Regions from separate parts of the Homo sapiens genome. Here region 1 is linked to region 2. Evidence: chromatin contacts called from ENCODE Hi-C or POLR2A ChIA-PET data. All regions are on one chromosome and are shown on one strand. Each heading gives the region's core, a stretch centred on a gene start or an enhancer-like site at or near the end of the contact. The rest is flanking DNA. Distances are from core to core; before and after follow the strand shown. Region 1 overlaps CACHD1 (cache domain containing 1). Region 2 has its middle 77 kb from the start of UBE2U.

Region 1 (5,623 bases), core at 286-2,785, 380 kb before region 2:
TGCGATCTCAGCTCACTGCAAGCTCCGCCTCCTGGGTTCACGCCATTCTCCTGCCTCAGCCTCTCCAAGTAGCTGGGACTACAGGCACCCGCCATCATGCCTAGCTAATTTTTTGTATTTTTAGTAGAGACGGGGTTTCACCGTGGTCTCGATCTCCTGACCTCGTGATCCGCCCACCTCAGCCTCCCAAAGTGCTGAGATTACAAGTGTGAGTCACCGCACCCGGCCAAGTCATGTTATTTTTAAGTATGCACCTCTACTCTGTAAATTTCAAAGAAAAGTGAGCTTATAAGTCTAAAAATATTTAGGATGAATTTTGTTTGTGTTACACTGAAATGCAAAAGGATTCTCATCTTTTGTATCTGACTGTAGCATCAACACAAGTAGTAAAGAGAATCTGAAATTCCTTCTTACTTTAAAAAGAGACATTGAACTCAGTATATATCTGGGCATTTACTAAGATATGTAGTATAGTTGTTTTTTTTGTTTTTTTGTTTTGTTTTTTGACAGGGTCTCATTCTATCGCCCAGGCTGGAGTGCAGTGGTGTGATCTTGGCTCACTGAAGCCTCAAACTCCTAGGCGTAAGCAATTCTCCCACCTCAGCCTCCTGAGTAGCTGGGACTACAGGTGTGTACCACCACACCCAACTAATTTTTGTATTTTTTTTTTTGTAGAGATGGGGTTTCACTATGTTACCCAGGCTGGTCTTGAACTCCTAGGCTCGAGCAATCCACCTGCCTTGGCCTCCCAAAGTGCTAGGGTTACAGGTAGAGATGTTTTAGAGGCTAGGTAGATTTTCTGTTCTTATGTCCAGTTGACTCCCCTGCTATGCTATAGCACATTGTTAGCTCTTGCTTTTGAAAATTAAAGTAAAAAAAAAGCCTAGAAGTAAAAGAATGTTTTTGAATTTGTGTGTTCATTTTTCACAGGTCATACATAAGCTGTAACTTGATTCCATAATCATGTGTAGTAAAATGAAGTCTATCCAGTAGGGACACATTTTGCATAAGGTAGGAATCAAACAAACCACTAGGAATTAAAATTGCCAAGCATAAAGAATTTCAGGCTCAAAATTTCAATGAGATAAAAACATTTTAGATAGAAAAAACCCCACAAAGCTGTTGTTAATGCTGCACTGAAAAAACTATTCAGGAACATTTTTCACCACCATGAAAGTATCTTCTTTAGTTTAATGCCCTGAAGTTGCTTTATTGTATGTACTTACCATGTCTCTCCAGGATTTGGGGGAGAACCTTTGATAACGGAAGCCCCTAAAACTCACCATTGTCTCCTAGTGGGATCAAATGCTTTGTCCATGAGGGAACCAGGATAAATTCTGAGGACGCCATTGGGTGTTGCTATGTAACGGCGGACAATGTAAGTGTTCAGGCTACTCATTTCCATTTGTGTCATCCATTCATCTGTGACGTGGCTGGTAGCCATTACTTCATTTCTGACAGAGAACTGGGAAACAAAGGAAGACATAGCAGGGATCCTTTAAAACTCACATGAAAAGAGAGTGGGCTGCTGGCAGTGTTCCCAAAGCTCTGTTGCAGAGAAGCCAAGCCGAATTACTTTTTAAAAATCTTTCCACAGCAGATGGATGCAACCAAACTTGGTGAAAATAAAAGCTTGCAGAAATACAGTCAGCAGATGCGTGATCACTCAATTGTTCACCCTACCTAGGCTTTCTGAGTTTAAGAAGAAAAATCCTATAGCGAGTCATTAATATACACATATATACACACTAACCCTAAAGCTTTGTTCCTTAAACTTTATACTTATATTTATCTCGAGAGACAGCAGGGGCACTTTACTTCTTCCTCTGGGTAAGACAGGGCTGGGAAAGTTTCACTAGTCTCTAAATCACATCCCTCTAACATCACTGGAAACCCCCAGTGCTTCTAAGGCCTGTAACAGATTCTCCATGTGGCCCACGGGGCTTCTTCATCCATCAGAAGAGTCACTGCTGACCAGCCTCCCCTGGGCCACACACTCTGCAGCTCTCCAGCTGAGAGGCACAGATGCAGAGCTGGGTTTCCTACTTCAAAGGTTCACTGCCAGCACCCCCTGCTGGGCCTGTGGAGGGGGACACCAGAAATGGAGCTCTGCGCCAATGCTTACTTTGAGGCCCGGGTTAGCAATGAGGCGGGTGTTGTCGCTGAGATAGGCGGTGTAGTGCTCTACCATGCGCTTTGTCTCTGGCTGGCTGAGGTGCTCATAGGGGGAGGAAAAGCTGCCAGCAGACAGCATGATGGTGGGACTTTCTGAAAGAGAAGCAAACAAAGCAGGCCTGAGAATGCGGAGACTCTATCTCATCCCAAACAAAGGCATCACTCGGGCTCTGCCAATCTGTCAGCTATGGTGGCTTAATGTCTTTTTTTTTCCTTTTTTTCTTTTTTTTTTTTTTTCAGATGGAGTCTCGCTCTGTGGCCCAGGCTGGTGTGAAGTGGCGCGGCTTCGGATCACTGCAAACTCCGCCTCCTGGGTTCCTGCCATTCTCCTGCCTCAGCCTCCCCAGTAGCTGGGACTACAGGCAACCGCCACCACGCCCGGCTTATTTTTGTATTTTTAGTAGGGACAGGGTTTCACCGTGTTAGCCAGGATGGTCTCGATCTCCTGACCTCGTGATCCACCTGTCTCGTCCTCCCAAAGTGCTGGGATTACAGGCATGAGCCACTGCGCCCGGCGGCGGCTTAATATCTAAAGGGCCACATTCTCTCCCTTCAGGGAGCTTACAGTCCTAAGAATGAACCAGTAAAGACATGCGCCAATAAACACAAGTGCTGGGAGTAGAAATTCTTCAAACTATCTGAGATCTACATATAATATCTTATGAGGAATGAGGGGACAGCTTATGACACACATGAAACCAGTCTGGATTAAAGCCATTTTCTGGCTGTGTGATGTTGGGCAGGTTATAATACATGTAGTGTTTCTCTCATTTGCATAGCAGCAATCTTACAGAAATACGGTGAGAATTCAATGAGTTAATATTTGTAAAGCAAATGAGTATTAACTATTATTCATATTAGTAGTACTATTTAAGAAAGAAAGATGGAACAGTGAAATCAATGCAAAAATCAAATAAAAATTATTCACTCAGATGGTGGCAGCAAAACTTGACACAAACAAAAGCTTCTAGAAATATAGTAATTAATGTATACATGTTTCATTATTGGTCTGATCTAACAGGAAAATCCTAGTTCTCTATTTAAGATAAAAATTCTCACAGTGAATCACAGTGCAGAACAAAAACACTAAATCTTCGTCTTTGAGATTTTCTACCATTCAACCTTATAGTATTTTTAAAAGCTTTAGAAAGCATGATCATGTGTCCTATCTCATTTAATCACATAGGGCATCTTCTACTCCTTTTGTTAGTTCTCACACGTCATGTCTTGTCTCCTGGTAGCCTGGTGATCTCTGATTGTGCTGGACATTGCACTTAAAAAGTAATCTGTAGAAATAGCTTGAGGCCTAAGAAGATGGGGGATCCTTCTCCAGAGAGGATTGTTGTTTCATCCTGTCCGGTGCCACACTGCAAGATGTAGCAGGTGGGGTGTTGGAAACAGTTCCCAATTAGGAGCCAGGATACTGACCTAAGCACTGCATGACTTCAACTAATCCTATTTCAAAGGCTAATGCTTGAAGTTCCCCAAACCACTCAGATGATAGGAACCCCAAGTCAAGGCCTGATTTAACTTCAGGCCTTCCCCTAAAGATGTAGTCTTTTAGAATCTCTGCCAAAAGCATGTATGTATGTGGGGCTGGGAGTAAAAAATTTATTAGAGTCTTCACCTTTTGTGGACCCTGGATTTGATTTTTGCTTCTCTTCCTTGCCTGAAGTAGCTACTTAAAGCACTGTTTAATTTCACAGCTGTTTCTTCTGGATTGGTAGACATGTGCATTGCAAAAGTGGCTTTGAGTGTTGGCTCTCTTCTCTGGGTTCTTATTTTCTCTGAGATTTTTGCCCAGTAATTCCTCTCTCTCATGTTAGCTCTGATGCTTTCCAAGATTTTAATCCAGGATTACGTTTCAATCCAGGAATTTTATTAAATAGTTGTCCTCAGTAGGTTGGGTTAGAATTACCTAGTCTGCCATTCCCAGAAAACATTAAATAATGTTATGTTTCATTTAATTCTGATGATATCTTCATTGGCTACCCTGGGAGATTATTATTATATTAATTAACCAAAGCAAAGACAACCAGAGGCTGGAAAAGGTTAGGGTGCCTAGCAGCATGCTGTGGATTCATGTATATATTCTTTTGCAGGCCCTCCATGCAAGGACCTGCCAAAAAGAGAGAGGGTAGTTCCTGAACTCAAAGAAGTTAGGATCTGATTGGAGTGACAAGGAATAAGGAAAATAGAGAAAAATAACAGTGTAAGAATAACACAATAATATAAGAAGTGTCAAAGGCACCCACTTCAGAGACAGAAGAGTCACCACGGGGCTGGAGTAAAGAGAAGAAGAGGTGGCTTGGGGTCTCTTTTGTAGTGACAGAGACTGGCGTTTTAGAAAAGGCTAGTGCAGTAAGATGGGGTGAGCACAAAGAGACAGAAGGAATCAAGATACAGGACCCAAAGCTTTGTGTCTAGGAGGTAGACATGCTTATTTATACACACATATACATATTTAATTGCCTTAGATGATGCACTCTTAAAAATTTTTTCTTTGTCTCTTTGTGTACCAAGAAAGATGATGTCCTTCTATCAGCTCACTTGAACACAGGTGACATATATTTAAGACCTGGCCTCTAAACCCCCACATCACTGAAATCAAATGGAAACCACTTCTTTGCCATTGCTTCCCATATTTCCTATTCCCTTTTTATTGTATTTTAATTACCTTGGTTCATTTTCATTGCCAACTGATCCTAACTAAGATGCCCTTGATTACCTCTCCACCTTGTCCTGGGGCCTTACCATCAAGGTGAGGAAGGGTGCCAAGACCTCCCAGTGAAAGTCAGACACTGGCCTATGGTCTGCTTGTTAATCATATATGAAATAATTAAGTTCATACATTATCTGAATAATCTCTATGAGGCAGTGCTTGCTGTCCAACTGAAATGCAATGCGATCCACAGATGTAATTTAAAATTTTCCAGTAGCCACATTAAGAAAAGCAAAAAGTGGCTGGGCACAGTGGCGCCTGTAATCCCAGCACTTTGGGAGGCCAAGGCGGGAGGATCACCTGAGGTCAGGAGTCAAGACCAGCCTGGCCAACATGGTGAAACTCCATCTTTACTAAAAATACAAAAATTAGCCGGGCGTGGTGGTGCGCAACTGTAATCCCAGCTAATCAGGCAGCTGAGGCAGAAGAATCACCTGAACCCAGGAGACGGAGGTGGCAGTGAGCCAAGATCGTGCCACTGTACTCCATTCTGGGTGACAAGAGCAAAACTCCCTGTCAAAGTAAAAATAAATAAAAAAAAAAAAGCAAAGCAAAAAGTAGTATTAAAGTAATTTTTATAATATGCTTATGGAATCCAGTATATCCACAATAGCATTATAATTTTAACATGTTATCAATATAAAAATTAAGTATGAACTTCACACTTACCATACACCTCAATTTGGATGAGCCATATTTAAAGTGCCCAATAGCTACACGTGGCTA
Region 2 (5,579 bases), core at 1,542-4,041:
ATTATTTGTCTGCTCTACTATTGTGTGTGTGTGTGTGTGCATGTGTGAGAAACTTTGAGACAGAGAGAAAAAGGAAACAGACAGAAAGGTTAATTGATTCTGTATTTTCCTTAAAGAGAATTAGAAGTTCACTGTGTTATGTAATTATATAATATAATTGGATTTATTTTTTTCTTTCACTTTTTTCTTTTCTTTTTGTCCCTCCCTTTTCCTTAAGTTGCTTTGAATTACAATAAAGGCTAAACAATCTGCCTTTGTATGCAATTTGTGCACAAGCTGCCAAGCTGGCTGCCAGGTTTAGTCCTGATGTGATCAAAAATGGTTGGGTTACAAAGCCACTGAAAAAACCGGTTTTCTACAGGAAATAGAAATTTATTAAAATCAGGCCTCCCCAAATGCCCTGGCTGTTAGGCTGGCAGCCTGCCAGGTCAGCAGGGCTGGAAGAGAAGGAGATGAGCAGATGTGATCGTGCAGCCCCTACTCAAGCCAGGCGGGAGGCGGGAAGCACTGCAGGGTCCTAGAGAAGCAACTGTCATACAAACAAAAGAATCTCCATCAAGAACACCAGAATTGTGGTTTCCCAATCCCTGACATTTTTAGGTGTTCTGGGGTGTGCCATTTGGATTCTGGCCATTCATGGGCTCCCAAATTATATTTCAAAATCTCTGATTTTTCCCAGCAGAATAAAATGTTAATACCCTTACAGGGTCTTGGGTTCTAACGTCAACAAAGATCCTTAACTTCTTTGAGCCTCAGTTACCTCATCTCTACATGGGGAATAATACCTACCCCATGAATTGTGAACTTAAATGAAATAACAACTGAGAACTGATAAGTATTGCCATTGTTATCTCCTTCCACCACAGGATGGGCTATCCCAGGCAACTGGCTGCCTCTCATTAACCACTGGTTTGGACGCTGCTTTGGTTCAGGGCACAAGGCCTAAAGAGGCACTGGCCTGGCTCTCCTGGGTTTCTTCTGACACTGTGATAACAGCTGACACTTACTCAGGGCTTACTTGAATTTGGACCAGCAATTGCTCTAGGTGCTTTAGAACTATTAATTCATTTAATCCTCACATAAAACTTCTTAGTGGTTACTACTCTTATCAGATTAGGAACCAGGACACAGAGAGTTGTTGCCCACCCAACGGCCAGTGTTTGGTGGTGTTCAGAGGGGAGTCCAGGCAGTGTGGCTCCAGAGCTGTGCACTTGAATGCAGTGCTGTAGAACCCAAACTCTTTCTTGTTGAAAGAAGGAAGTTTTTAATGTGTACTTTTCAGAGCATTACCATCTAATGCAGTGCTGGGGATTTGGGAAACAGATAAAAGACAGATACTGCAGGAGTAATAAGGGATTGGGGAGGAGACGCAGCTCAGATTGTTCCAGGGTGGGGAGCAAGCACATCTTGCGATCAGACTTTCACTGGGATGAAGTGCCTTGGCAAAAGTCTAGGGGTCAGAGCCCACTACATTTCCCCAGGCCTGGTCTCTTCCCCACTTCCCAAGCTTCCCGCCTAGCTCCACTCCTCTTAAGTTTTCTGAGCAGCCTTTGTGCCTAATTCTCTTGCCTCCTCTTTCCACCATCTTCACACACAATAATTCTAGCTAACATTTATTGAACCTGATACTGTGTGAAGCACTTTATATGCATTTTATTATTTAACTCCAATAATGACGCTGTGAAATATTATTCTTTTCTCCATTTTACAATGAGGGAGGTAAGGCTCAGAAAGCCTCTGTAATTTGTCTAGGATCACATCACATAGCTTGGCGCACGGGTCTGAACTGAATCTGGCTGAATCCAGAACCCAGCTTTTTCCATTTGGATTCAGATTAAAATGGATATTAAGTTTGGCCCTGGCAGGAAAAAATAGTCAGTCAGCCTGTCTGTGGGGATCTCAACTTATTAGCAATATCTTTTCCCATTCAAAATGTCTTAATCCTTTATTTTAGTAAATGGGTCCATCATCCCTCATGTCAACCAGAATCCCTGACTCCTCTCTCCTGGAGTCCAATTCATCACCAAGTCTTCTACGCAACCTGGAATCCATCCGCTTTTTGTCTTCTCTCTGCTCTGCCCTTGGCAGGTCTCCATCACTTCTCATGTGGTTCCTGTCTCAAGCATGGTCTGGCCCCTGCCTCTTTCTCTTACCTCATTTCTCTTATCTCTTGCCCATCAATTCTGCAATGCAGTTATAGCCAACTATTTTCAGGTCTTCTCAGGTGTTGTGTCCCCTCACCTGTGTCTGGTAGGTTGCAAGGCAAGCTGTTCCCTTGGCCCATGCACTCTTCCCCAATTCCCTTTATTGCCCAGTTAACTCCATTTATTATTCAGAGCTCAGATTAAATGCTGCTTCATGCAGGGAGCTTTTCCTGAGCTCTTAAATCTGGATTAAGTGTCCTCCTGCCCCCATGACTCCCAACCCAGCTTGAACTTCACCCATCACACCACTTCACTTTATTCCAACTCAATAAATATTTATTGAATATGTACATAAATGAGTGAATAAACAAAAGAATGAGCCGATGGTCCCTTGTCCCCTTCAAAGTCACTGCTGTTGGTCAGGAGTGAGAAAGTAAAACCTAGACTTGAAGTTCCTGAAGAATAAAAATGGAGTATCCGCTCTTCTGTTTGTTCTCTGCTATGACTGCCATATTCTCCAATTTACAAACACATTGATTCAAACACCAAAAATGTATGAGGCCAATCCCTTATCCTACCTCAGTTCCAGCCAACCGTAGCTGGGAATGGTGATCACTGCATCAGATGAGCAATATTTACTCTGCTACACTTCCTCTTATTAAATCATAACACCAGAAAAAAAGATTAAGCAACAAAAAAGAACAAAAATACTTGTATACACCAATGAGAACACATAGAATGATTCTGCCTCCACCACGAAAGCACCGTTGTCACTGCCTTCTCTTCTCTGCTGTCCATGTAGATGCATTACAAAGGGACTTGAAGGCCACATTTAAATAATTATTGAGTAGCTAGTACATGTCAGACACTGGTGAAGGTGCAAGGGCTACAGCACTGAGGAAAACAGAATTCCAGTCTGTATGGAACATAAATTCTAGAGCCAGGAGAAATGAAGGCAGATCTCCAAATATGGTTATTATGATCAATTTTTTAAAAAAAGATCTATACACATTAAAAATTAGAAGTGTCTTACTTTTTACCAAATAGACAAAGAACCTGTCTTGGCATAACATTTGGGGGCAAGTTGCTTCTAGTTATCTAGGACAGGCCTATCCTTTCACAATTCACATTGCATAGTAATGATCTATTATTATTATTATTATTTTTTAAATTTATCAAAATGTTTATAAATGTTTAAATGTTCTTTTTTTCTTTTTTTTTTAATTATTATTATACTTTAAGTTTTAGGGTACATGTGCACAATGTGCAGGTTAGTTACATATGTATACATGTGCCATGCTGGTGTGCTGCACCCATTAACTCGTCATTTAGCATTAGGTATATCTCCTAATGCTATCCCTCCCCCCTCCCCCCACCCCACAACAGTCCCCAGAGTGTGATGTTCCCCTTCCTGTGTCCATGTGTTCTCATTGTTCAATTCCCATCTATGAGTGAGAACATGCGGTGTTTGGTTTTTTGTCCTTGCGATAGCTTATTGAGAATTATGATTTCCAATTTCATCCATGTCCCTACAAAGGACATGAACTCATCATTTTTTATGGCTGCATAGTATTCCATGGTGTATATGTGCCACATTTTCTTAATCCAGTCTATCATTGTTGGACATTTGGGTTGGTTCCAAGTCTTTGCTATTGTGAATAGTGCCGCAATAAACATACGTGTGCATGTGTCTTTATAGCAGCATGATTTATAGTTCTTTGGGTATATACCCAGTAATGGGATGGCTGGGTCAAATGGTATTTCTAGTTCTAGATCCCTGAGGAATCGCCACACTGACTTCCACAATGGTTGAACTAGTTTACAGTCCCACCAACAGTGTAAAAGCCTTCCTATTTCTCCACATCCTCTCCAGCACCTGTTGTTTCCTGACTTTTTAATGATTGCCATTCTAACTGGTGTGAGATGGTATCTCATTGTGGTTTTGATTTGCATTTCTCTGATGGCCAGTGATGATGAGCATTTTTTCATGTGTCTTTTGGCTGCATAAATGTCTTCTTTTGAGAAGTGTCTGTTCATATCCTTTGCCCACTTATTGATGGGGTTGTTTGTTTTTTTCTTGTAAATTTGTTTGAGTTCTTTGTAGATTCTGGATATTAGCCCTTTGTCAGATGAGTAGGTTGCGAAAATTTTCTCCCATTTTGTAGGTTGCCTGTTCACTCTGATGGTAGTTTCTTTTGCTGTGCAGAAGCTCTTTAGTTTAATTAGATCCCATTTGTCAATTTTGGCTTTCATTGCCGTTGCTTTTGGTGTTTTAGACATGAAGTCCTTGCCCATGCCTATGTCCTGAATGGTAATGCCTAGGTTTTCTTCTAGGGTTTTTATGGTTTTAGGTCTAATGTTTAAGTCTTTAATCCATCTTGAATTAATTTTTGTATAAGGTGTAAGGAAGGGATCCAGTTTCAGCTTTCTACATATGGCTAGCCAGTTTTCCCAGCACCATTTATTAAATAGGGAATCCTTTCCCCATTGCTTGTTTTTCTCAGGTTTGTCAAAGATCAGATAGTTGTAGATATGCGGCGTTATTTCTGAGGGCTCTGTTCTGTTCCATTCATCTATATCTCTGTTTTGGTACCAGTATCATGCTGTTTTGGTTACTGTAGCCTTGTAGTATAGTTTGAAGTCAGGTAGCGTGATGCCTCCAGCTTTGTTCTTTTGGCTTAGGATTGACTTGGCGATGTGGGCTCTTTTTTGATTCCATATGAACTTTAAAGTAGTTTTTTCCAATTCTGTGAAGAAAGTCATTGGTAGCTTGATGGGGATGGCATTGAATCTATAAATTACCTTGGGCAGTATAGCCATTTTCACGATATTGATTCTTCCTACCCATGAGCATGGAATGTTCTTCCATTTGTTTGTATCCTCTTTTATTTCCTTGAGCAGTGGTTTGTAGTTCTCCTTGAAGAGGTCCTTCACGTCCCTTGTAAGTTGGATTCCTAAGTATTTTATTCTCTTTGAAGCAATTGTGATGGGAGTTCACTCATGATTTGGCTCTCTGTTTGTCTGTTATTGGTGTATAAGAATGCTTGTGATTTTTGTACATTGATTTTGTATCCTGAGACTTTGCCGAAGTTGCTTATCAGCTTAAGGAGATTTTGGGCTGAGACAATGGGGTTTTCTAGATATACAATCATGTCATCTGCAAACAGGGACAATTTGACTTCCTCTTTTCCTAATTGATTACCCTTTATTTCCTTCTTCTGCCTAATTGCCCTGGCCAGAACTTCCAACACTATGTTGAATAGGAGTGGTGAGAGAGGGCATCCCTGTCTTGTGCCAGTTTTCAAAGGGAATGCTTCCAGTTTTTGCCCATTCAGTATGATATTGGCTGTGGTTTTGTCATAGATAGCTCTTATTATTTTGAGATACGTCCCATAAATACCTAATTTATTGAGAGTTTTTAGCATGAAGGGTTGT

Evidence for each region. A loop is a pair of places that touch in the nucleus more often than their neighbours do. ChIA-PET counts read pairs that join two places held with the same protein, here RNA polymerase II (POLR2A). Pooled maps may share reads with other maps.
Region 1: a loop to region 2 is called in a map of right cardiac atrium, with 3 times the contacts of the local background. The contact joins two enhancer-like sites. A Hi-C loop is called at or near these places in 9 of 168 maps with a recorded cell type or tissue (Right ventricle myocardium inferior, dorsolateral prefrontal cortex, heart left ventricle and 6 more), 1 of 37 single-sample maps with no recorded cell type and 4 of 50 pooled maps. POLR2A ChIA-PET finds 5 or more read pairs at or near these places in 2 of 52 experiments (HEK293T and PC-3).

The regions. Positions count from the first base shown.
Region 1 is chr1:64,660,340-64,665,962 of GRCh38, reverse strand. CACHD1 (cache domain containing 1) reads right to left here. Exons shown (of 27, transcript NM_020925.4): 14 at 2,126-2,268; 15 at 1,284-1,465. Among named protein-coding and RNA genes, the nearest start is that of RAVER2, 82 kb to the left of the region's middle. RefSeq lists a silencer at 2,030-2,205. Within about 2 kb of position 1,535, at least 3 of the 41 ENCODE cell types and tissues checked have a DNase peak (open chromatin) inside an H3K27ac peak, as active enhancers do.
Region 2 is chr1:64,277,368-64,282,946 of GRCh38, reverse strand. No RefSeq gene overlaps it. Among named protein-coding and RNA genes, the nearest start is that of UBE2U, 77 kb to the right of the region's middle. Within about 2 kb of position 2,791, at least 2 of the 41 ENCODE cell types and tissues checked have a DNase peak (open chromatin) inside an H3K27ac peak, as active enhancers do.